Regions from separate parts of the Mus musculus genome. Here regions 2, 3, 4 and 5 are each linked to region 1. Evidence: chromatin loops called from intact Hi-C (ENCODE). Cell type or tissue: heart. All regions are shown on one strand.

Region 1 (5,000 bases):
TCCCTTAAAGAAACACAGGAGAACACAGGTAAACAGGTAGAAGCCCTTAAAGAGGAAACACAAAAATCCCTTAAAGAATTACAGGAAAACACAATCAAACAGGCAAAGGAAAAGAACAAAACCACCCAAGAGATGAACAACTATGGAAAAAACACCACTCCTTGGGTCTCTGTTTTCTTCTTTGTCTTGGCTACACACCATGATTTATCTCATCCGCGGTGTCTCTGCTTGCCTGTATCACTCTCAGGAAGTTCTTACCCAAACTAATTCACACCCTGCTCTCTATCATGCCTCGCAGCCTCTACTCCCCGGGAGTGTGTGCTCACATGTATGTGTGTGTACATGCAGACTTTGCTCACATCAAACAAACTTGTAAGATAAAAACCGAGGCTCGCACTAATGATAAATTAGGGGACAATTATTCCCTTTATAAAAGGATTCCTGATAAGGTTCCCCTAGTGCGTTTATAATGCAATTCAATTTACACCATATTCAGCAGCGAAGGGAGGCTCTCTCTGCATAAACAAGAGCCTGTGTAGGCAGGGCTCTGAGCACCGTGGAAAGAATTAGAGATACCAAAGATGATTTTTATTGCTGGTAACAATGAGTTATCCTAGTGCCCTGGAACAAAGGCCACTCCGTGACAATTTCTTCAGTCTTGGGAACACTATGAGGGCACACAGGGATAGGGATGGAGCACTTCTCTGCTTATGGGAACACTCGAGGCAGCTAGGAGCCATGGATGTTGGCTTTGGTTCAGGCATAGGAGAGATGAGGAGGAGACTGTTCCTGTTCACCTGAGACCATCAGACTCAGGACACCTAAGCCAAGGCAGTGGGGAGGTCACTGTCAGGGCAGGATTCCACACAACTTGAGGGCTCTATACCCATCTCTTTATAGACATCCATTTTCCTCCATTGCCCTGGAACCTTGCTGAAACCTCTGTCTTGGGCTAAGACTAGAGTCTGTTTTTCTAAAACTATTTCCCTCTCAGGGTTTTGCTGGCCACAAAAGGAGATAAGAGTCTTCTCTTGGAAGTTTCCCCAGGAAATGAGCACACTGGCCTCCTTCCTAAATGTCTCTCTGCAGTTCATGAGTGAATCCCAGGTTCCAGATGGGAGTACATCCCCTGGATCTGGAGTGACCCAATGTGGGAGCCCCGAATGGATGTTTGGTCCTCTACAAGACCGGCAAGCATTCTTAATTGCTGAGCCATTTCTCCATCCCCCTAAATTGTGATTTTCTAAGCTGTGCTCAGGTACAAACTTTGTCATTCCTAGATCACCACACCCACTGACATGCTGAGACCAGAGTAGAAGATTCTGTACCCACCCCAGAGTTCTCTGCACCTCTGTCTCTCTGTCCCTGTTTCAATCTCCATCTTGTACCAAGGGTCCCGAGAAGGCCACGAAGCTCACTCAGGCATGGGGAGGCCCTGCCTCTACACCTTCGACTTGGGGCATCTTCTAAGGAATCTCTGATGTTGCCATCCCAGTCAGCAGGGGCAGAGAGGGAGCTTGGGGCTTTATTAACTAATCTGTGGTACTTGAGTAATTTATTACATTTAAGCTGGTGCTATCAAGTCTCAGCAGTGCCTGCATGCACTGGGAAATAAATTAAAGGCTGTCCAGAGATGCTTGGATCATCTGTGTGATTGCTGGGTTCATGGGATGAAGGTTTAAGGCTCTCTCTCTTCTTGAAGATTGGAAATTAGGCATTAATAAAACAGCAGACCAAAGAACTGTCATGGAGATAGCTGTGTGGTGATGGCAGTGATGGTGGTGGCAATGGTAGTGTTGATGTAAGTGTTGGCGGTAGTGGCAGCGGCGGTGATGATGGTAGTGGTGGCATGCAATAGTGACAGTGATGGTGGTGGCCTGCAATGGTGGGGAAGGTGGCCTACAATGATGATGATGGTGGTGGTGGTGGCCTGCAATGGTGGTGGCTTGGCTTCAGCGTAAGGGCTGGGCAAGAAGAGGCTGCTGGTCTAGGAGTGGGGAACCCCCAGCTCTTGTTTTTGTGTAATGGCAATCCAGGGGTTTCTGGAGAAGAATGGGAGACTTTGACGAATGCCTGTAGGTGGTGATGGTTTTCTGCTTCCTGCAAAGGGTTAAATGTCATGGACGGACACAGGCTGATTTCTCCACTAGGCACAGTTGGCAGTAAACATCGTTTCAACTTCTGTTAAGGCCCGAGGAAAAGAAACTTTTAAGCTGAGAGAAATATTCTAATATATCTCAATCTTTATGTCAAATCAGTAATAAAATATAATTTTTAGATGAATGTGTGTGTGTGTGTGTGTGTGTGTGTGAAAGGAACAGGAAGACACAAGTACTTGGGATATATGGGGCCACCTCCATTGGATGGGATTATTCTAACATGTCCCATCTACCCATGGATTCTCCTTGGCCTGCCTTGGCTGTAACACTTAGGCTTGGAATAGCCTCTTACTCATCTGCCCATGTGTCTGCCGAGGGGCCCTGTGTCCAAGGAAGGAGGCAATTGTTCCGCTGATGGGTAGCAGGGACCTAGGATTGGAATCCAGCCTCTCTCTGTCACTTCCTCACTCATGTCCAGGGACGAGCCAACCAGGAGGCACCAAATACCTGCTCCAAACAGGCCTCAGCCTTTTGAACTCCTCTCGTCCCTACCTTCTGCTCATCTGTACTGACAAAACTTTCAGAAGGACTGGGGCAGGGATCTGTCTTTTCTTGTGGAGGTACTGCTATCAGGAGCGGGTGGATGGACGCCTGTGCTATGGAACCCCAGACACTGGACAGAACCACCCTGAGAAACCCCGGCTTGCAGTTGGATGGCCTTTCCACCAGGTGGCAGGCTTGCTCTACATAGATGTATTGCTTGGAGTACTTACCTGGCAATGGCCAGAGGGGTCTGAGGGTGCCAAATCAGCCTGAGGTCCCGGGCTTGTTCAGCGGCATGTGTGTGGCTTCAGAGGCAGGGACCAGACCTCTCAAACTGTTACTGGACTCCTGCTGGATTCTGTTTCTGGGGGACCTTGTTCTCAAAGTGCCTAGAGGCAGATGGCAGATGTTTGAACAGAGCGCCCCCTGGAGCAAGGAGTGCTGATTTGACCAGAATAGGATCTGGTATCCTTGGTGACTTTCTCTGCACTTTGCTTCTGCAGGTAGCTCCTAGCTGCTGGTTTTGGCTTAGGGCATGGAGCATGCATGTATATTTTGGTGGTTCATTCCTTCCTACTCACTAACCAGACTTCCACAAAGTATCCACCTAGAGCAGCTAGCCTGAGCGCCAGCCACCTTACCTACCCTTTTAGGGGCATGTAAACAATATCCTTCCTCCAGCACCCTGGGATCTCTCTGAGGGACCCCTAGAAACAACAGAACACTGGTTAGCTAGGACTATCTCTGCATCAAGAGATCCAAGTCCTGGTCAATTGCTCACAATAGAGATAAGGCCAAGTAGCTGCAGGAGTAGGGGAGACCTGTAAGCTCTGGCCTGGATCACTGGGAAGTGAAGAGGAGGCACCAGGTCCTTTAGGGAGGTGGAGGCATACTGCACTGGCCTCTTTGTCTCCAGCAGCTCCAGAGGCCTCCATTCCTGAGCCAGTGTTCAGAGTCCCCTGCCCCATTGCCAGCTAAGCCTGCACTGTCTCAGGACTGGTGACTCAGCAGCATTTTCTGCTCTTCTCAACCAAGGGGCCAGGGAGGCCATCTTCCCAAGCTCTGCCACTCCCCAGCCTGGACTGTCTACCAGCCTCACCCCCATCCCATTCTCCCTTCTCCCACTGGTGCCTCATTTCTTCATTCATGGGCAGCCTCCCTCTGAGATTAGGAGAGTTTCACCAGCCTGGTTGGGAGTCATAATAGGGCGTGGTGCTTCTGTTGTTTTTGGGAATCTGAACTACAGCTTGCAGAGACAGGAGAAGGGAAGCAGAGAGAAGAGAAAGAAGGGTTAGGAGGGAGAGTAGGAAAGCAGAGAAGAAAGAGTATAGAGAGGGGAAGGAGAGGAAGGCAGGAGAGGTGGCTACTGGGGGACAAGGTGGTTGAGATGTGAATCAAAATATGTCTTTCCTACCCAGATGGAAGACATGGGAGAGATAGGTCTGGGGAAGCCACTGTGTGTGCTGGTGTTGGGTAGACAGCATAGTGGGGTTGGAAGGAGAAAACAAATAGAATGAAAGTGATCCTCCCTAAAAAGGGGGGAAGGAAAAGAGAGGTGGGGTGAATTGCAAACTGAAGACAGAGAAGAGAAGGATGCGGAAGTGAGGACCTCTGAATCACAGGAAGGGATGGCCACCCAAACCAGAACCCTCAGCATGGGGGTGAACCTAACACACAGGAACATACAGGCAAGGGTGCACGGCAGTCTGAGGTGTGTGTCAGGGGCATCCTGAGCTGCTCTGCCCTCTGATGGGGTCCCTTGTCTTGCCCGGGCTCCTGAAAAGGGGTGGTCTCTGCAGGACTGGCTTTCCTGTGCCTGTCTACTGCCCAGTCCAGGAAACTTCCACTCGTGATTAGACGAGGAGAGGCCAAAATCTTCATTCCTCACACTTGTCACCCCAAATTGGATCTAACCGCCTCTCTCCCTGCCTCTCTCCCTCCTAGTTTCCTTAGTAACTGACAGTTCCCCAGTGAATGCCAGACCCTGGGTGACAGACCGCTGTCACAGTCTCTCTTCTGACTGTCCCTCCCCAACCCACACAGACTCACAGACTTGGGTGGGGGTGTGAGGATGCCAGGGTAGACGGGGGGGGGGTTAATTAAAACATGGGGGGATCATTTATTACCCCACCAAGAGGAAGCCTTAATTACTCTATGTGAGGCTGGGGCATGCCAGAAGAGGTGGCTACACAGGGGCACAGGGAGGAGACTAAGCCCTGTCTCCTTCCTCCTTCCCTCTCTATGAGTCTGTCTTGGGTGGGAGAGGTGTGAGGTGGGTCTGTAGAAATGAAGGGGTACTTGTGTGTGTGTGTGGGGGGGGAAGCGGAGGGTGAAACCCGATTGTGTTCATTAAGGCAA
Region 2 (5,000 bases), 380 kb before region 1:
CGTTTCTTTTTTCCTTCACTCTAGCATTCTTGGAATGTACTCCTGTCACCCTGTCTTTCAGAGTACAGGGGGAAGGCCCAAGGCAGTGGGAGGAGACAGAGGTCTGGCTGATTCTCTTCCAGGAAAGGGGTCACTCTATCTGCTCACCTTCCAGGTCCCCAAACCGGGAGCGTCACACGGACACCGTCAGGTGAATCCCAGGACAGTCAGTTTCAGGGCTTGCCAGGGCCCTGGTGAGCTTCCAGTGGCCCACGCAGGCTGCCCGGGTTCCCAGCTTTCCACTGGGGTACTAGCGATCACGTGCTTCTCCCTCCCGGCTTTCCTCCCTGGGTCTCCAGCCAGCCCGCCGGCTTGATGAATTAGCCCCATAGATATTCCGTCGGGAAAGCAAACACATATCATATATATCTTTGACAAGTTATTATTCTCCCTTATCAGGATTCGGGTGGATCTGTGCCCGCCATTACTCAAGCTGCACACTTGCTCTGTTGGGGACCAGGCTCTAGACACGCGAGGAAGTACTGTCCAGGCAGCCCAGCCCAGGGCCTGCCCTGCCTGCAGGCTGTGCTGTGTGGTTGTGTGTGAGCTTAGGGGTGTGGGTAGGGGAGTGGGGTCTCTTGACACTGTCATAGTCCAATGACTGGCAGATCCTTTCCATGTGGAGGCTAGGTGTGGCCAAAATGAACTGGAGGTGTTCCGACCTTTAATTCTTTCATCTGAGATTCGGAGGTGGGGGTGCAGGGTGGGGGGCGGCATGAGTTGTGTCCCAAGGAATAAGGTCTGGTTTGGGACTCACTCTTGTCTATTTTGTGGGGCTGAGCTGGGACTTTGGTTGTCTTTTGCATGGGCCTTTTAGTGACCTGCTGGCAGAAGAGGTCACCCTGCCACCTACCACCAGTGCCTGAGTTTCTCAGAGCCAAAAGGGGCTCCTGGAGGCCAGCCCTTAGCCCCATGGTAGCCAAGGCTCGCTGGCCAGTGAGGGCTAATGAGTAAGATGTAAATGGGTATTAGTGCTCTCAGCCTGGCTGCCGGGCTGTGATTTGTCATCTCTCACCCCGCACATTCCCATTTCCCCAGAGGCAGGCTCCATATTAACAAGTCCTCTACTTAGGAATATAAATGGGGCATCTGCAACTGCTCCTGACAGCCTGCAGGCTGCTAATGCACTCCGGCCTTGGGGGCTGGGGGAGGGCCCACTGGTTCAGCTAGCTTCTGAAGTAAGAATGGTGGAGGGGAGGCCCGGCTGCCTTCACTGGAGAGGGACTGCCTGTGACTCCACACTGCCTCGACTTGCAGAGCTGATGGAACTGTGAGGAGCCACCTCCCTCCCCAGTTCCAGGCTTGCATGCCATCTGCCATCTCTGGCTTCCTCCAGATCTGATATTTCAAGGAAGTAACTTGTCCTGTTCTGGGACTGACACAGAGTTTCTTAGGTCCAAAGGAGAAGTCGGGTGTGTGTCTGTGGGGGGTGGGGGCTCTTATTGAGGATAGAAGTGATCTTACCCCTGTATAAAGAGTTTCGTGTAGCCCAGGCTGGCCTCTAACTCACTACGTACTTGAAGATAGCCTTGAACTTCTGATCTTCCTGCCTTTATTTTCCTAGTGCTGGAATTATATAGGCTTGTGTGACCGTGCCTGGTTTTATCTGATGCTAGGAATCAGAGTGAGGACTTTGACCATGATATGTAATCACTATCAGCTGAGCTATGCATTCAGGAGATCTGATTCTGACACCCTGTCAGTGGTGGGGTGTGGTTTGGCCGTTGGCCACAGTGTCCAGCCTCAGCTCCAGCTGTGGGCAGAGCCTTGGATTCTCAGGGTCTAGTGCCTGTCTAGTACCTGTAGAAGGTACTGAAACAAAGGTATTGGCTGTAATTATCATCACAGCCACTAGAGGGCAACGCAGGCTTATGTTTCTCTCTTCTAGAGGGCAGAGGACTCAGGGAGGGATAAGAGATAAGGGTGTTGAGGCTGACTGAAGTCCTTTGCTCTGGGAATGTTTCTGGTTCCTCTATTCTTTGTAGTCTATTACTGCCGAAATTCTTCAATTCCAAGTAAAGGAAGAAAGATCTTAAAGATATTTAAACCCATGGTGGTGTGGGTTTAACACTTATGTATAACACTTATTTTACTGCCATTAAGAAAAAAATCAGTGAGAATTTCAAAGGTTAAAAGGCTTTGTAGAGTGGCCAACCCATGACTGGTCTAATTTGAGGTCCTGACAATGAGAGGGAACCCGTGCCCAACACTGCCTGGTGACTTGGGACCAGAGGCTGGAGAGCTCACAGACCTAGGATAGAAAAAAAAAATCAATAAAATGATTCCTAAGATATCCTTATATTCTCACAGATTGCTGCCTATCCCAGCCATCAGAGAGGCTTCCTCCTGCTGCTGATGGGAGCAGATGCAGAGACTACAGTAAAACATTAGGCAGAGAGAGAGAGAGAGAGAGAGAGAGAGAGAGATCTCCATTGGGTCTTCCCCCTGGAGCTCAGGGATCCCTGTAGAAGATGGGGAGGAAGAATTCTGGGAGCCAGAGGGGTCAAGGACATCAGGAGAGTATGGCCCCCAATATCAGCTAAGCAGGGCTCATAGGTGCTCACAGAGACTGAACCAACAATCAGGAAGCTCGCATGGGTCTATTCTAAGTCCTCTGCATAGATGTTATGGTTGTTAGCCTGGTGGTCTTGTGGGACTCCTAACATTGGGAATGAGGGTGTCTCTGGCTCTTTCACCTGCTCTTGGGACCCTTTTCCTCCTACTGGGTTGCTTCTCCCGGCCCTGATGTGAGGGTTTGTGCCTGGTCTTCCTGAAGCTTGTTATGCCATGTTTGGTTGAAATCCCTGGGAAGCCTGCTCTTTTTTTTTTTTTTTTTTAAGGGAAATGGAAGAGCAGTGAGAGGAGAGGAGAGAGGAGAGGAGGGGAGGGGAGGGGAGGGGAGGGGAGGAGAGGAGAGGAGTGGAGAGGAGAGGAGAGGGGGAGAGGTTCAGGTGGGGCTGGGAGGAGTGGAGGAGGGGAAACTGTGGTCAGGATGTGTTATATGAGGAAGAAAGAAAAAAGGCTTTGTGGATGATGTAGTTGGTGGTCAGAGGCCCAGGCTTTGTGCTTGAGGATCTGGTTGGCATCCCGGATCCTCTGTTCAGTTGCTGGATGTTTGAGCCTCAGTTGTCTAACCTGTAAAGGGCAGAATATAACATGCACTCCATAGGGCTACTGTATGGATAAATGTTGAAAGGACTGTAAATTTTCTGTGTAATTCTTTAAAATTATAATTTTATCAATAGTATGTGCGTGCTGATGTATGTGTGTGCATGCCTGTGTATATGTATGCATGCCAGTGTATGTGTGTGTATGTATGTGTATGTGTGTGTATGCCGGTGTATGTGTGTGTATACTGGCTGGTTTTTTGTGTCAACTTGACACAGCTGGAGTTATCACAGAGAAAGGAGCTTCAGTTGAGGAAATGCCTCCATGAGATCCAACTGTAAGGCATTTTCTCAATTAGTGATCAAGGGGGAAAGGCCCCTTGTGGTTGGGACCATCTCTGGGCTGGTAGTCTTGGGTTCTATAAGAGAGCAGGCTGAGCAAGCCAGAGGAAGCAAGCCAGTAAAGAACATCCCTCCATGGCCTCTGCATCAGCTCCTGCTTCCTGACCTGTTTGAGTTCCAGTCCTGACTTCCTTGGTGATGAACAGCATTATGGAAGAGTAAGCTGAATAAACCCTTTCCTCCCCATCTTGCTTCTTGGTCATGATGTTTGTGCAGGAATAGAAACCCTGACTAAGACAAATTGGTACCAGAAGTGGGGTATTCCTGTGACAACCTGACCATGTTTTGGGGAGGACTGTGGAAGGACTTTGGAACTTTGGGCCAGAAGGTCCATTTGCTGTTAAGAGACCTGTCGGATGTTGTGTAGGAGCTTGGAAGACAATGCTGAGAACAGTGCAGAAGGTGGAGGTCTGGCTTGTGAAATTTCAGAGGGAAAATTAAAGACTCTTTTCAGGGCCATTGCTGCTTTGATTGTGAAGATTCTGTGGTTCTGGTTAGCTGGGGCTGAAGAGTCAGCTGTGATTAACAAGATACCAGAACTACTAAAGCAAAAACTTTGCATTACTGGGACTATTGATGCTGGTTAGCTGGAGCTAAGAAATTAGCGGTGATTAAGAAGAGACCAGCATCGTTGAGGTGACATCTTCTGGGAAGTGTTTTCTGAAAGCACAAAGAGGCTGTGTTCCAGAAATAGCCAAGGTTGTACTCCTGCTGCAGCGGGACTTGGTAATGTGTAAGGGTCACCCAGGTGGTACTGGTTTTGAAGGCATGAAGGGGTCACACAGAGCAGCTGAGGCTCGACACTGTGAGAGGCCATGGAAGGCCATTGGTGAAGGTGCAGCCTCAATTGCAATTGATGGCCCAGGACTGAAGGGGTCATGCAGTGTTTTGGAGATGCCAGTATCATGAGATGACCACCAAGAGCAGCAGCAGCAGTGGAGTACAGGCAGCTGGAGCCTAGAGGACGACGCCTGTGCTACAAGGGGCATGGCTGGAGAAGTGACCCAAGCCCTTGGAGGAGTCCAGAAGATTGTGAGTTGGATCCCAGACATTGGATGGTTGGAGATTGATTTCTGTTTTTGATTGTGACTGTGCCCTGTTATTTTCCCTCTTGAAGGAAGAAACTATTTTAGTGGAGCCCACAGTTAAGAGACTTTTAATTGTAAAAAGACTTTGGATTTTAAAAGAGATGGATATTTTAAAGAGATTGAAAATTTAAGAATATGTAAAGACTGTGGGACTTTTAAAGTTATTTAGATCAAGGGGATGAATAAGAATGTAAGGGTTGAGGCTTACTAGTGATGTGTTTGTGTGTCAAGTTGACAAGGGGTCAATTGTACTGGCTGGTTTTGTGTGTCAACTTGACACAGCTGGAGTTATCACAGAGAAAGGAGCTTCAGTTGAGGAAATACCTCCATGAGATCCAACTATAAGGCATTTTCTCAACTAGAG
Region 3 (5,000 bases), 80 kb after region 1:
GATACTCCAGCGAGTAACTTCAGCTGCTTGAAAAAGAAGGAACAGTCCGCACACCTTATGAGGAACTAGATCAAATAATCAAAATGATGTTACTAGCAATACTGTTACCATGCTCACTGCCTGCTTCTTGTGTAACGGGTGCTATTCTAAGTGTTGAAATCACTTTTTAACCTAATGAGTCTGGTTAGTGTTGCCATCCGGTATGTGCCTGGTCTTGTTGACCTTACCATGTGCAGGTCTTGTGCAAATAAGGATAGCTGTTGTGAGTTCATTAATCCAACATCCATACCAAGTCTAGAAGACAACATTTTACTGCATCCCTCCCATCCTCTGGCTCTTTACCTTGTGCCCACCTTTTCTTCCATGTTTCCTGAGCCTTGGGGCAGTGGGACTGGGGTTAGTGGATTGATACAGACTTCCCGGTTAGGGTTAAGTGCTCAAGAGTCATTTGTTCTCAGCCCCCTGATAGTTGTGAGTATTAACTGCTACTGCAGGGAGAGGCTTCTGTGGCCAAAGTCGTGGCACGACACTATAGGCATACAGATAAATATCTAGAAAGCATGTGTGTTTAGTGGAACAACCACATTTGATTCTGGAGAGTTGAGGGTGGATGTGATCAAGACACATGTTTGAAATTGTTAAAGAGTAAGTGAAAGCTATGCTGTAACTAAAACAGGAAGCCTTACCATCACCCCAGGGCGATGACCTCATCATCTCCTCCTGTAGATGAACAAGCTTGAAGGAACAAGCTTTAAGGACCAGTCCCAAGACCCCATAAGCCTTCTCTCCACCTCACAATGGGACTTTTGCAGGCAAAAGATCACTCCAGGGCATTGGGGGCAAGTCCAAAGCCACAGCTCAACCCTTGAAAGAAGAAAGATGCTCAAATACAGCCATGGGTTGATGTTGGTAGCGATGCCCTCTCTGCCTTTGCTTTCTTGGGCAAAATGTTTGTTGTAATGTGACACAAACTAACAAACCAGGTTATTTTGAGAGAGTACAATGGCCTAGCATTCTTCCTTGACATCATCCAGGAGTCTAAGACCATTAAGACTATAGGGGAACCTGGAGCCATCAGACCCCCTTCACTCCGAGGTGCTAAGGATCTGCCCCTCTGCAGAGCTAGCTGTATGCCTGCATAATGGCCCTGGGACCGTTTGGATTGTTTTCTGAAGTCGGAAGGTAAACTCTGACTAGGCTCTGGGCTTGCTGTCGCTGGAAGGAGTTTGCTGGAAGGGTTTAGATGCAGCCAGGCAGCTAGCTAGCTTATGCAGAGGGCAGCTGATCCTGCAACTCTTAAAACAGCTCCCTGCTAGAAAATAAGCCCCCAGAGCTTCCCCAAAGACAGTACGGGGGCTTCTGCTTGGTTCACATAAACACCACTGGGCCGTGAGGACTCAGAGGAGGGTCCCGAGATAGGAGGCGGAAGGCTTTGCCGATTAGCCCCTCTCAACAACTCAGCTATTTGCTCACCTCAGCATCTGCACCTCCGACTCTTCCCTTACCTGTCTGCTTATCTCTGAGCACTTTCCCTTCTTCCCTTGGCTGCTAGGAGCCTCTCTCCAGACCCAGCTCCTCTTAGGAGAGAAGGAAGCTAACAGAGCTTCCAAGGAGATGCCCAAGACACAGGAAGCAGAGCTAGAAGCTGAGGGGCTAGCGCCAGGCAGCATCCAGGGGACCCTTAGGAGTGAGAGCAAACAACTGAGGTCCCAATGGAACAATTTGGGAAGCCCTGGCCCTCCCATCCATCCATCCCGCCTCGGGGGCTTGCCTCTTCTGCAGCCCCCACCCGTGGGAGAGAAGAAAGCTGCTCAAGGGGGCACAGGGGCCGCTGTGGTGCTGAATAAAGGAAGCAGTCTCCTCCGCGCAGGCGTTCTCTGCTTGAATATGTGGCCTTATTTATGCCTGGCTAAAGATCATTAAAGCCTTTGCTGGGGTGGGGGTACGGGGGGGCTACAAGGAGAGTGGATTAATATTAGAACACCCTGTCACAGCTGGAGAAAAGGCGGGATTGATTTTATAGGGAGTTTAGTCAGAGCTGCGCGTGAAACCCCGCGGGTTGCGCTGGAGTGTATCCATCTCCTCCATTAGGAAGGCCCCATGGGAATCTTCAGCTGCAGTGTTTATGACTACGGAAGCGGCGTATCACAGAGAGTGAGCCGCCCTTATGCAGCTCCCTTTTAGCGACTGCCCATGCTCCTAGAGACCCTATCCTGGGGTTTCACACAGCTGTCTTTACCAGCCAGACTTCGTGGCTGGACCATGAAGGCACTGACACTGCAGAAGCGCTCATTTGGTCCCTAGTTCTGGCAGGGCAGCTCTAGAGAGCCCCCTGCTGGAAGACCTTGGTAAGCCCCATCTACTGTCTCCTTCCTAGAAGTTGCCAGAGCCTCTCAAACACTTAGATTTCTTCTCAGCCTCGCATAAAGTCTGAAGATTGCTCCAAGAAAGTGTGGTCCGTCTTCTTTTCAGAAAACATGACAAAGCTTGGAAAACTTGATTCTTCCAGAGTCTGCTTAAAAACTGGCTTAAGTGATCCTTTAAGAGTCAGATGCCTCTTATTAGCTGCTGACCCTTGAGCGAGTGTGGTGACTTCTCAAGGTTTTAGTTTCTTCGTCATCTCTGCCTTACACAGGCGTATTAAGAATTAAATGGTTATCGCAAGAAAGTTTCCAGTACAAGAGAACCACCCAGTGCTAGTGAGTGCTACTGTGTTATCAGGTGGCCATTCCAGTACATTCTAAATGGGACTCAATTTGCAAACATTTAGTTTAAACAAAGCCCCGTTGGGACACCTTCATTGTGGAAGGCATGGCGTACCAGTGGACACAAAATGTCTGTAGGGTCGTGTTCATCAGAGGGGACAAAGCTCAGAGACAACTGGGATAGCTCTGAACTTAGGTGTGCTCTGTGCACCTCATCTCCTGGCGTACGGACCCAGATATAACTGGCGGGATCTGAAGTGGTATGGGCAGAGTCTGGGTCAGCTCCCTCCCAGAGGGACATTGGTTGAACAGATGAGTGGCATAAAGGGTGTTGTTTAAGGAAGCTAACAATCATGGCTGAGAAGATGGCTAAGCCAGGAAATGCCCAGGGTTTCATCCCCGGGACCCATATAAAAAGCCTGGGATGGTGATAGGCGCTTGCCTCCTCATAGCTGGATAAGCAGAGAGAGCAGATCTCTGAAGCTTGCTAATCTGGCAGCCCAGCCGGATTGGTGAATCCCAGGACAAGTGAAAGACCTTGTGCCTAAAAACAAGGTGAATGGTGCCCGAGAAAGAATACGACTCTGAGCTGTCCTCTGTCCTTCATCTGCATGGACACAAACGTGTGTGCTCTTCTGAGCACACACACACACGCGCACACACACACACACACACACACACACACACACAAGCATGCACCCACACACATTACCCACCCACCCACATCCACATACAGAAAGAAGCCAAGAGTCTGAGCCAGAAGAGCTCACACCTCGCTTTGCAGAGCTTCCGTAGCTTGTTGGATGCATGCCCAACACAGTGCTCAGCAGTTCTGCTTTTTGGAACTTGATACTAAAACCCAGATTCTCTAGGAGCCAAATGACCTGGGTTCCAATCTTGATCTTCCTGCCATTCATTCCTTGGTTCCTTTGAAGAAGTTATGCCCTGTGCCTCAGTTTCCTGGTCTTTGAATGGGTGTAATAATGACACTGGTGTTAAAGGTAATAACAAGAGTGTTAAATGAGATGATATGCAAAGTGTCCATAGCAGGGCTTGGCAATTACAATCTTTACAGTGTCATTTGCATGACATTATTGTGACCAACCTATTGTGGCTTTTGACATACTGAGCACCCCTCCCTCAAACCCCGAGAATGGGGACTCAGAATCATTGTTTCCATGTCCCAAAGGGGCAGCCCAGGGATTGTGTACATAATGAGAACTTGGTACAAGAACTGTTGAATTGAGTAGGATAGGTTGCAGTTATATTGGAGCTGTTCTAAAATTGCCAAAGAACTGCAAAGTCCAAAATGGAAGTGAGAGCAAAGTCAGATGTCAGATAGGAGACTGCTAGGACTGAGAGTCAAGGTTAGGGATGGAGGTGGTGGTAGGGGTTTCCATATTTGGGGAGCATTAAATGCAGAATCAGAACCAACGAAAGAAAAGCAAGAAGAAGGTAGTGGAGTTGCCAAACCCCCCAAAAATAGGTCAGGGTTACTGTCCTTCTGATAGTGGCTGGATGTCCAGCATGAGGAGCATTGTGTAGGTAGTGGTGGGATGTTGTGTAGGTAGACTCCGAATGGAACCTCCTCTTTCTTGCACATACCCAGACATCTTGCACCTGTTAAGAGGTCCAAAGTTCTTGGAGGAAGGGAACTTCAAAAGGCTGCAGCAATCTCTGCTATGTGAGGATCAATAAAAACCAAATGCAAAAGGTCCCAGGGCTTTTGCGTCTTTAAAACAACAAACAGTACAAAAATATTTTACTGTTCTGTAAAGTATTTACATAATAACCAGAAGATTAAAGTGGAAATTAAAACAACTCAAGCCCCGCATCTAAGAGAGAATCATCGTTAATGTTTTGGTCTATAGCTTCGGCAGACTGAGGGGTTTCCAGACTCCCCTTTGTTTTCCTAAATGAACCTACCTCCTGAGCAACAAAAGAAGCCCTGATGGTTGGTTAGCAATTGTAGACTCAAAGTGAGGGCCCAATGCTGTCCCCACAGCCCCCCACCCACTCTAGCCAGACATCAACCTTTAAGCCCCTCTTACTAAGCCGGTAACGCTTTGGGCGTTTTGCATACAGATCTGTGCATGTGACTACACATGAAGGAAGTCAGCTCTGCAGGCTCCTCTGTTATCTGTTTTCCCCCCCTCCCTTTTACGACACAAAATGTCAAAGACATCTCTCCGAGTCAATAAGTATAGAACCACATTATCATTTTTAATGATTGCGTACTACTTCTCCCTTGTATGTCTCATGCTTTACTGGATTGCTCTCTTATTGATTGGCGTG
Region 4 (5,000 bases), 790 kb after region 1:
AAAAGAAAACACACACCTCCCCCATACCCACCCACCCACCAACACACCCACCCACTCACACACACACCCACACACACACACACACACACACACACACACACACACACACACACACACAGAGAGAGAGAGAGAGAGAGAGAGAGAGAGAGACTAGGGCTTTGGTACTTCTGGCACTTCGCTCTAACACAAGTTGTGCCCAGATTGTAATTCTGATAAGTATTTCAGTTCTTTCTTGAAAAAAAAATTAAATTCACAAAACAATTGATTATCAGTTATAAATGGCAAAAACACCATCTGGTTTTTAAAATTGGTTCAATCCATGTAGCGAGGGGAAAATGCTGGAAGTTGTTCCTGGCGATGAGTTCTAGTCCGCGGAGCAGAAAATGACGCGCTTTACTATGAGAAAGCCAGGCTAGTCATAACTTGTACTTAGCGGCTGTGGGAATTTGATGCGCTCCTCACATGTTCCATATGTTAAAATGCTTGGTGACATCTTTGGTGTGAAAGTGGGGAGGGGGTGGAAGGGGAGTACGGTTAGGGGATAGAGGAACAACAGCTTGCTCTGTCCAGGAGTCTCACCTCTGGTTCTCAGGAAGATCCTGGTGTGGAAGAAGAGGCTATCAGTCCTCAGTTTCCATACCTGGTAAAACTGGATGGGCTAACTTCCTCAACTTCTCCATGGCAGGTGGCATTTCTGAGGAAATTTTTAAAGGCGTTTGCATTCTTCCAGTGAGGTAAGCCACACAGCATTGGCATTTCCTATAGAAATGTCCCATGTTGTTCTTTGCCAACTGGAAATTTGAGTAGGTGTTCATTTGATGTGCCAAGAGAATGAAGGGAGACGAAAACACTCCACATCTTCCAATGTCCCCCATACTGCGTGCTGAGAGTGGGAGGACTCGGGCCTGGCTAGATTCTCTTGGAGCCTCAGCCTCAGGAGCAATGCTTTTCCTTAGGAGTCTGCTGCAATCCTGTTATTTTCAAAAAACGTTTCTGGGTTGCTGGCATATTTTCACCTTATGTTAAAAATACAGCTCTCCTTTGCTTATTATTCATGCATCATGATGTGAAATGTATTCCTTCACTTAACACATATTTATTGAGGCACAGTGCAGCATCGTGGTTAGTTGTGAAGGCTCTGCCTCTCTGTCTGCAATTAGAAATTGTGATTTTTTTTAAAAGGCTGGTGCTTAATTTTTCTAACCATGCTATATTTAAAAAAATGGGGAAAATAAATAGTATCAATTTTGAAGGTAGTTTCAGAGACTAAAGAAGATTGTGCACAAGAATTTCTTGATAAGAACTCAAGGTCACAATAGTCCTTTGTTAACTATAAACTTGATATCAGCTCAAGGTCTTTATAGTAGCAGTACTATAAAGAATAGTGAATATTGTTGAGTGTCCGGCTCTGTACTGTTGTGGCTGACATATAGGATCTGACTTTGCAGTCCGTCCTGTCCTGTTGTCAGAATAAACAGTCTCTGAGTTTTTCATTCTGATTTTGGTAGAAATCTGCTTTGTATCACGTCTAATCTAGGTAGTTTCACTTCTGGCTTTTGCAGACTGGGCATTATCCTGGCGGTCACATGGTGTTGGTTTTCTGCCTCGTATACTGTGATTTGCCTACTGGAGCTTTCTCCACTTCTGGAGGACTGCTTGCAGTTCGTGCATTGGGGCCTGTAATTACAGAGCAGAAGATCCAGGGATGTGGAGACAGGGCAGTTTCGAAAATTAGTTTATGCATAATGGATAATATGAGGCTGCTTTAATGTGTAACTCATTTGATGGGTTGGCCGATCTTAACTTCCTTTTGATATTTATTTATTTATTTTTAATTTATTTGCAACATGAGGACAGAGGGCTTGGTACAGCTCTTCTAGACTATAGTTCAGATTCAGCAATTTACATTCAGTAATCTCTTGGTCATTTAGCCACATATAATTTGTCATGGTTTGTTTTAGCTGTTGTGATATTGATATTTATTATGCAAATTGTATTTCCTACATCTTATTGTTCTGCATTCTATGAATACTTAAATTATTATAAACCTTTACACTTAATACGGCTCGTCCTTCAATTTGATGCTTGAGCAACAGAGGGTCAGAGCACACACGGTCTTCTAGAGGGAAAGAAAATAAGTAATTAAAAGGCAGACAAACAAGAGAGCCGGCTGCCTTGTTGAAAAGAAATCAAAGATAATTTCGGGGAGGGAGGAAGTGTGTCCAGAGATGCATGCAAGTCCCGTCAGCGGGAGAACCTCTCTGAGACACAACTAAAGTGAGGACCTGTTGGTCTCTAGATGCCTTAGAAAGGACTGGAAGCATAGGAGAGAAGGGAATTGAACCGAGCCCTGGAAGAGGAACTCGACTGACTCTATCACTGCCTCGGTTCCCTACATTCCCTTCCCCACGACCCTGACCGGTAGATTTTTTTTTTTTTTGCTTTTGTGTGCGTGTAATCTTAAATATTCCATATTACTTATATGCTATAATCTACTAAACATGGGAAGGACACTTCCAACAAGCTGGGAAGCCTGAGCACACCCACCTTGATTTACCTTTCCCCAGAATCTACAGCCAAACATCCACTTGAAAATCCCAGAACCCCGACTCCACAGCTTCAGTCTTCCAACTATCCCCTAGTCTGCCGCTAGGCTGTTGAGCGGGCTCTCCTGCTCCGCCGGACGTGCAAAGCACGCATGCACTTCTCTCAGATTGTTTTGTCAATCCGGGGACCTGCATTCGCACTCTCCACTCCCGGGTTTCCCAAAGATCTTATTCCTTCGTGCAAGGTGAGGGAAAGGAAATTTTGTAACGTATGACTTCGATAGGCCGATGCCCACGCAGTGCCCCGGCCCAGGAATCTCGCGGTCAGACTCTCCGACCAGGAGTCCGCCGCGGCGAGTGGCGTAAAGGTTCCTAGTAAAGGTGCACGAAAGCGAGAGACCCGCCTCCTGAAGCCGCAACCCCCTCCCCAGCCACCGAGCCGGACGCGGGCCAGTACAGGTTCTCCTCCTTCGGGGAAGCGAGGCCGAATTTTAACGTAAACATATTTGCATAGGCCCCGCCCCTCGGCCCCGCCCCTAGGTGGCGCGGGCGCGCGGCCGAACGCTAGCGCCAGGGGGCGGGGTGGGGGAGGGGGCTAGTTCTCGGAGAGCCGGGTTGGGCTCGAGGTGCCACGATTGGTCGCTCCTGACTCCGCCTCCAGCGCATCTCATTAGCATCTCATTAGCTGTCCGCTCGGGCTCGGGAGGCAGCCACCGCCGCCAGTCTGAGGCAGGTGCCCGACATGGCGAGTGCTGTGCTGCCGAGCGGATCCCAGTGTGCGGCGGCAGCGGCTGTGGCGGCGGCGGCGGCGCCTCCAGGGCTCCGGCTCCGGCTCCTGCTGTTGCTCCTTTCGGCCGCGGCACTGATCCCCACAGGTAGGTTGTGGGCACCCGCGGATTGGTCCCGAAAACCCCCCCGGGCACCCCCAGGAGCCGTAGCTATGGAAGGGGGGACGTTTCCATGACAACCTTCCCCCACTTCCTAAATCCAAAGCGGCGGGAGCGTGGCAAGGAAAGTCGGGGCTGCGATGGAAGGGGCCGAGGGGTCGGCGCCCCTTCTCTCCTATCCGCCGGCTGCGGATGGGCGCCCTCAGGGATGGCTGCACCCACACCTCTTCTTCCTGGCGTAGCGCGGGGTGCTGAGTGGAGTGGGCTCGGGGCCGGGGGCTAGCGCGTGGGGGGAAGGGGAGCCCTCGGAGGCGCCCCGAACCTTCCGGACCCTCCGAAACTCGCTCTCGTCCCTGGAACTTGCAGGTCCTCCTGTGTCCCTGGGCTAAGCTTTCGCCCCCTCCGTTCCAGCTCGCCCCCCCGATCGATTCTCCATTCCCCGAAGCTTTCTCCTTCGCGGGTCCCCAGGACATCCCCACCGTCGTGTCCTCTTCCCGGCTTGCCCGCGCTCTGCAGCCAGGTCCCCCGCCCGAGAGCTCTGCACGCCTCTCGTGTTTCCCTCCAGCCGAACGCTGCCCCTCGGCCCCCTCCGCTAGGCTGCGGGTCGGCTTGGCTGGAATCCAGGCAGGGAAAGTTCCCGGCTCGGGGGCGGCCGCTCGTCGCCGCCGCTGCAGGAGGGCTCTTGGAGCCCGCAGGTTGTCCGCGCCACCGAGGCCTCTGCCGCGAGTGGGGATCCGGGATTTCCCGGCTGCGCGTCCTTCGGGCAAGCGGCCCGCAGGTGGTGGCGGGGGCGTTCGCGGCCTCTGCGGCCCGGCGTGCGCCCTGCGGGCCTCGGGGCGCTCCCCGCGTGGCCGGCCGTCTTGAGAATCTGCCCGGGTGGCGGCGGCTCGGCGAGCGCCGCGCCTTCCCTGAAGACGCCGAGCGCTTGGCAGGAGCCCCGCGTGTGGCTGCCCCGGTGCGGGGCGCGTTGGCGCGGTCGCGAAAGAAGAGGGCAGTGTTTGCATTTGCTAACAAAAGGGAGCCGGAGCTCTTCCCCACCGGAGAGGCCGGCCGCGCTGCGACCGCCTTCCCGCCACCTCGCCGCTCTTGCCCGCCGCACGGTGTCCCCGTGCTGCTGTACCGCCTGCCGCTGCCTCCTGGCGACCGGCGGGACCGAGCTGCACCGGGCGGTGGCGAGAGGGCTTCTGCGCGAGGGGATGCGCTAGGGCTCTGTGCCTGCAAAACCCCTCGCAGCTCCGAGCTGCAGGACCTGGGAGCAACAAGTGGTGGAGGATGCTGCGAGCTCATCCCCCACCTGCGGAGCCCCCAGCCCGGGAGGATGCAGCGCTGGGCCAGCCAGCCTGCGGTTCCGGGGGCGCCTTTCTGCTTGGGTTGTGTCTTTTGTTTACACGCTAGAGGACACATAGTTATGTAAACACCGCAGGAGACGTGCTGTTGGGGGGTGGGTGGGGGTGCTTGGGAGTGCTAGCTTCGGATTTTAGGGGATGCCAGGTTGGTTGATTTGACACCCCCACCCCCATTATAAAATAGGCTTGCGGAGGAACTCGGCTTGAAGAACCAATTGAGG
Region 5 (5,000 bases), 340 kb before region 1:
TCAGATGATGAAATGTGTTATACACAGTAGACTCTTAGAGGACCCTGTCATCTGCCACCGTGGCAGTGAGCCTGGAAGACAGTAGACTGAACTAAGTCCCAAGACAAGGGCTGCATGATTTCAGCAGTGTGTGTTTGTGTGCATGTGTACACACATGTGTATGCATCCATATCCATTTCCATGTGTGTGTGTGTGTGTGCATGAGTGTGTGCACTCAAGCGTATGTGACCTTGGAGATGGAACCCAGAGCCTCGCCCTCTACACTCCTGCTTTCCATGAGATGCTTAAAAAGTCAAACTAACAGAAGCCGAGAGTGCTCTTGGTGGTATCAGGGTTGGAGCAAGTTACCAGGGGTTGAGGGGGAGGGAATGGTGAAGGCCACTCAGTGAGAAGACGGGTTTTGAATATGTTCTAGAGATGACTGTTCAACAGTTCTGAATGCTAACAGTGGCCACTGCAAACTTTGTAAGAGGGCAGCCCTCATTTCAATGTTCTTATCATAGACACAGTGTAAGCAAAGTGCTCTCTCTCTCTTTCCCCCTCCCTCGTCCTCCCCTTCCCCCTCCCACTTCGCCTCCTCCTCTCCCCTTCTCCCTCCCCTTCCCCTCTCTCTCATCCTACCCCTCTCCCCGTCTGTGTGTGTGTGTTGGATCTGATTTTGGGGTAGTCTCACGGGAGTTCGCATATGGCCGAGCTCATCCGACTGTACCGTTAAATATGTGCAGTTTTTTTGCATATCAATTATACCTCGATAAAGCTGTTAAAACAAAGAAACTCACTGCAAGACATTCTGTTTGGCCCACGCAGCGCTTTACATTTAAATGCCAGCATTTAAAGTTCTAGAATTTCCAACCGAGATCCACACGTCTGGCCTTTCATCAAACAGTGGTAAGAACTGATAACTCAAGCATGCTCGTGTGCTAGCTGCTGGCTGCGGTAAAGCCCCTGCTGCAGAGTTAATGTCTTCAGCTTGCTTTGGTCCCCATCATCCCCACTGTCCCTGTCACAGAGGCCACTTGAGACACTCAAGCTGCCCAAGTCACCTGGTTCCTGCCTTTTCCTGCCCCAGGAGTCTATTGAGGGTCTGCTCCATGTGTGGTGACATGATATTTCAGTTGGAAATTATGGCAAAAAGGCAGAGAGTTCCAGAACAGAGACCCCAGACTAGATGTGCCGAGACTGGATCCTTTGCTAGCCTTGTTTCCAGCTTTGGATGTTAGATTTAGATGCTAGGAGTCTGGGACCACAATCTTTCAAGGCAACCCCTCCGGTGATGCTCAGTCTGGAAGGGGGTTGTCCCCTCCCTGATCTCATCAGATCTCAGTCTGAGTCCATAAATAACATAGGCTGTTCTGTGTATATGTGTATGTATCTTGCATACATGTGTAAGAATAGGCGTGAGTGTATACATATATAAATATGTGTGTATATATGGCCAATTATGTCATCACCAGCCATATTTGCTCTCTGTCTTAGTTTCTTTATCTGAAAAAAAACAGGCCATTGGGCTGTGGAAAGTTTTGAGTTTGAGGTAGTTAGGCCACCTGCAGGGGAAATGACAGGGACAAGCCACATGACTCCCTGAGCCAACTCTTCTTGAGAACTTTCTTGGGAACCAGAAAACACCATACAAATGAACAATTAGTGCTATCAGCTCTTTGCGTCTAAACGGCAAAGGACTTCCCCCTCCCTGTGCTAAGGGGATGGCAGGAGAATGGAGTGGAGTGTTGTGCATGGCAGTGCCTTGGATGGGGCTTGTTCCTGCTGCAAGGAACTCTTGCAGTGTGATTATTAACATAGCTTCCCCGAATGGTCTTGGCCGGAAGCCTGATGATGCAGCAGCTGCCAAGGCTCTGAGCTCTTCACCGTGGTGGCTTCTCCAGGTTGCACCTACCTTTTCTCCCGGCTGCTTGCCTCCCTCCACTCCTTAGCACTCAGTCCCTCATTTTCCACAGTCCTCTGGGGTTCGAGTCCCATTCTACCTATTTCACAAGTGGCCCTTGATTTCTGGGCACCACTATCATTTGGAAGGGTTTTAGCTATACCTAGTGGTTCAGTTGATGGAGAAATGAGCTCCTACCATTGCCCAGTGCTGTGTGGGAGCTGGTGTTGAAGTGAGAGCTGAGATGGATGAGGCCACCAGTCTGGGCCAGTGGTGGTGGGGCTCACAGAGAAGAGAGAATGGAAGCAATACACTAGAAAACATATATACATATATATGTAGATATGCAGGTAAATTCATAAAGAAAACCAAACAGAAGAGATGCTCCAGAGTGATAGGGCATGGCTCACAGAGTAGTGGGGTGTAGCTCACAGAGTGACAGGGCGTGGCTCACAGAATGACGGGGTGTGGCTCACAGAGTGATGGGGCATGGCTCACAAAGGGTGGTCAGTCTGGGATGAGGGAGCTGGTGTGTGAACTAAGGTCTGAATGGTACAGAAGAGGTAACTCCTAGGTGGAGAAGCTAAGGTTGGCTTGTCCAGGCTCCTTAATTAACTGAAGAGAACAGAGAGGAGCCGTATCTTACCCATGGTTTGCACAGCCTCTAGAATTCTGTTCTTTGACCTCCCAAGCTGGTACTTGGTCACTTACAGCTCTTAAATCTTTATGAAATCTTAGCTCCTGGAGGGTGAGGCTGGGCTTCTTTGAATAGCCCTCCCGATAATCATCTCTGTACCCCAGCTCCTGGTATCCGGATCTCCATCTTCTGATAGCTGTGAGCTTGCTCCACGGCAGCCAGCCCTGCAGAGATATGAGAGGCAGGGCAGAGACAGAGAGCAAAGTGGCTGAGTGGGCCTTGTCATTAGTTGCTGAACGCAGTAAACCCAGTGGACTCCCAGCCTTATAATGACCTCGTGTAATTAATGCTAAAGGACGGTGGGACCCGTATGGATTTATACATTAGCTCCACATTAACACTAAATCGTTTGATCACGAATCACTGTTAAAATAATGAACATGGGGCGCTTTACAACCAGATGAGAGGATGCAGCAGGCTCCTGCCAGCCTGGAAATTGAAGCACCTGCGAGATCCTTTGCCTTTCTCCTGCTCTGCAAGTTGTTTCTTGTTGTTGTAGGTTTTACCGTTATTGAGGTGTCTGTATACTGGGCATTTGTGGCTGGGGAAGGGTGGGGCACCACTTCACCCAGGAGCTGGCAGGCCAGGTGAGGTGGTAAGTGTACACTTGCAAATGGAGTGAGTTTAGCAAGGGCCTACCATGCTCCAGGTTTTCTCAGGATTTATCCTATTCAGTCAGCAAGGGGAGGTGTGCATCAAGACACAGGGGCGGATAAGAGAACAATGCTCATTCAGGGTGAGACTCGTAAGGTAAGAGTAGTGGCCCTAACCATGGTCCCAGTGCTTAGCAGGGGGAGCCAAGGGGCATCAGGGCTCAAGGTCATCCCTGGCTCTGCGAGACCCTCTCTCTAAAAGCAACAACAATAACCCCCCCCCCCCCACACACACACAAAAAACCTTCAAAATATTTATGTCTTTCCCACACGGAGCAGAGCTGCTGTCTGCTTGGGCCAGAGAAGGTTCTTTACATAGTAGGTGGCATTTATGCAGAGACTCACAGTGGGTCAAAGGGTTGAGAATAAGTGGGTGTTGACTGCTCAGCTCTAAATGGGGTGACTATGCCATCTCTTTCCAGGTTTGGGGAACACTGCAGAAGACTGTGGTGGCAATGGGAGTGGAGGCATAAGAACTGGGAAGGATGGGCTATCCTCGGACATGACAAGTTCCTTGCATTCAGGATTGCTGAACTGTGATTGTCTGCACAAGGCTCACACAAGAACAGGCCTGTCAGCATCCTGTCATGAGGGAGATAGGCTCACAAGGCCGCTCCAGTCACTGAAGATCTATAATCAGTTAATCCTTGCTGGAGGAGGGAGAGACCTCAACGAAGAAGGGAGACTGTGTGAGAAACCAAGACTGAGCATCATAGAATGGAGTCCTTAGAAATATAGACTAGATTCTGGAGGCTCTGGAGTGTTGGCCCAAGGACTTTGCATGTAGCATTGCTTATGGGAAATATCTGGTATCTATATTCTTGTTCTCCTCTGTCTCACTGCTAGAGACAGATTGTTTTTGTCTTTTCTAGGTGTGCGCGTTGATATACAGCCTCCAGGGTAGTATTTTAGGAAGTGAGACATTTGGGACGTGGTGGAGTCAATGAGGTTGGAGCCCTCATGAGTGGGACCAGTGACAGGAACTCTGGAGATGTCCCTCCCCTCTTCTGCCATGATCTAGGAAACAAACCTTCATTAGACGTTGAATTTGCAGGACTTTGATCTAGAACTTTCCAGGCTTTGGAACTGTTGGGATCTTTCTCAATACAATGGTCAAAAGAATAGTTGGCTGGCACTCAGAAGTCTTTTCACCAGTTCTGGGTCCAGGTTTCTCACTTTGGCATAAAGGAACTGAGGCAAAGGGAGAGTCTGTGACCTGCCCAGGGCCATCTTGAGTTTAGCAGCCTGATGGGACACTCTGATCCTTGTGCAGGGGAAGATCACAATGAAGCAGGAGGAGGCAGCATCCCAGAGCAGTGAGTACCTGAGGGGAGATGGGGGAGAAGCTTGGGATCTGGCTAAGGGGATCAAAATGAGAGAGACAGCGCTCTCAGGCACTGTGTGCACGGTGAGACTTGGCCTAAGAATCTTAATGACTTTTTTTTTTTGTTCAAGGCTGGGATTCCTGCCTTGCCTAGGAATGATAACACTTTAGTTCCATTCAACGCCTTCCTTTTGGCTCTGGGTTGTCTGTCCAGCATCTGCCCCACCATCTCACATTGGAAACAAAGTTTCTCTGGTCACTGATGCAGAGGCATCTCACCCTGGGGTGTTTTCTATGTAGAGTCTCAGCCTTGCCTAATGCATGACTTGGACTGTGATACCTGGGGCCTTCTCAGTTGATAACATATTCCTGCTCTCTCTCCCTATCTCTTTCTTTTTTTGGTTGCTGTGACCAAAATATGTGATAGAAATGACTTAAAAGGAG

What was found. Hi-C counts contacts between places; a loop is a spot of excess contacts. Peaks named below come from ENCODE experiments on the same cell type or tissue, not always from the same donor. Only the 100,000 strongest peaks of a DNase experiment are listed, where the experiment ranks them.
Region 2: a loop joins it to region 1, with 9 times the contacts of the local background. A loop is called at or near these places in 6 of 42 quality-filtered maps.
Region 3: a loop joins it to region 1, with 2.7 times the contacts of the local background. A loop is called at or near these places in 13 of 42 quality-filtered maps.
Region 4: a loop joins it to region 1, with 2.7 times the contacts of the local background. A loop is called at or near these places in 9 of 42 quality-filtered maps.
Region 5: a loop joins it to region 1, with 3 times the contacts of the local background. A loop is called at or near these places in 6 of 42 quality-filtered maps.

What each region holds. Positions count from the first base shown.
Region 1 is chr9:46,732,914-46,737,913 of GRCm38, forward strand. No RefSeq gene overlaps it. Among named protein-coding and RNA genes, the nearest start is that of Gm31614, 95 kb to the right of the region's middle. In heart, CTCF peaks have their summits at 2,845 (motif pointing right) and 3,045 (motif pointing left); a DNase peak (open chromatin) is centred at 2,858; H3K27ac peaks cover 371 bases; H3K27me3 peaks cover 2,766 bases.
Region 2 is chr9:46,352,333-46,357,332 of GRCm38, forward strand. No RefSeq gene overlaps it. Among named protein-coding and RNA genes, the nearest start is that of Gm31374, 5.1 kb to the left of the region's middle. In heart, a CTCF peak has its summit at 1,877 (motif pointing right); no DNase peak of the experiment used is centred here; H3K27me3 peaks cover 1,900 bases.
Region 3 is chr9:46,812,839-46,817,838 of GRCm38, forward strand. No RefSeq gene overlaps it. Among named protein-coding and RNA genes, the nearest start is that of Gm31614, 15 kb to the right of the region's middle. In heart, a CTCF peak has its summit at 2,335 (motif pointing left); no DNase peak of the experiment used is centred here; H3K4me3 peaks cover 909 bases; H3K27me3 peaks cover 3,588 bases.
Region 4 is chr9:47,527,085-47,532,084 of GRCm38, forward strand. It overlaps Cadm1 (cell adhesion molecule 1), which reads left to right and starts at 3,268. Exons shown (of 11, transcript NM_207675.2): 1 at 3,268-3,421. The coding sequence starts at 3,289. In heart, CTCF peaks have their summits at 2,641, 3,133 (motif pointing right) and 4,499; DNase peaks (open chromatin) are centred at 3,197, 3,907 and 4,507; H3K4me3 peaks cover 2,951 bases; H3K27ac peaks cover 2,820 bases; H3K27me3 peaks cover 1,722 bases.
Region 5 is chr9:46,394,962-46,399,961 of GRCm38, forward strand. All of the region lies in intron 1 of Gm31432 (a long non-coding RNA gene), which reads left to right. Among named protein-coding and RNA genes, the nearest start is that of Gm31432, 8.0 kb to the left of the region's middle. In heart, no CTCF peak of the experiment used is centred here; no DNase peak of the experiment used is centred here; H3K27me3 peaks cover 4,398 bases.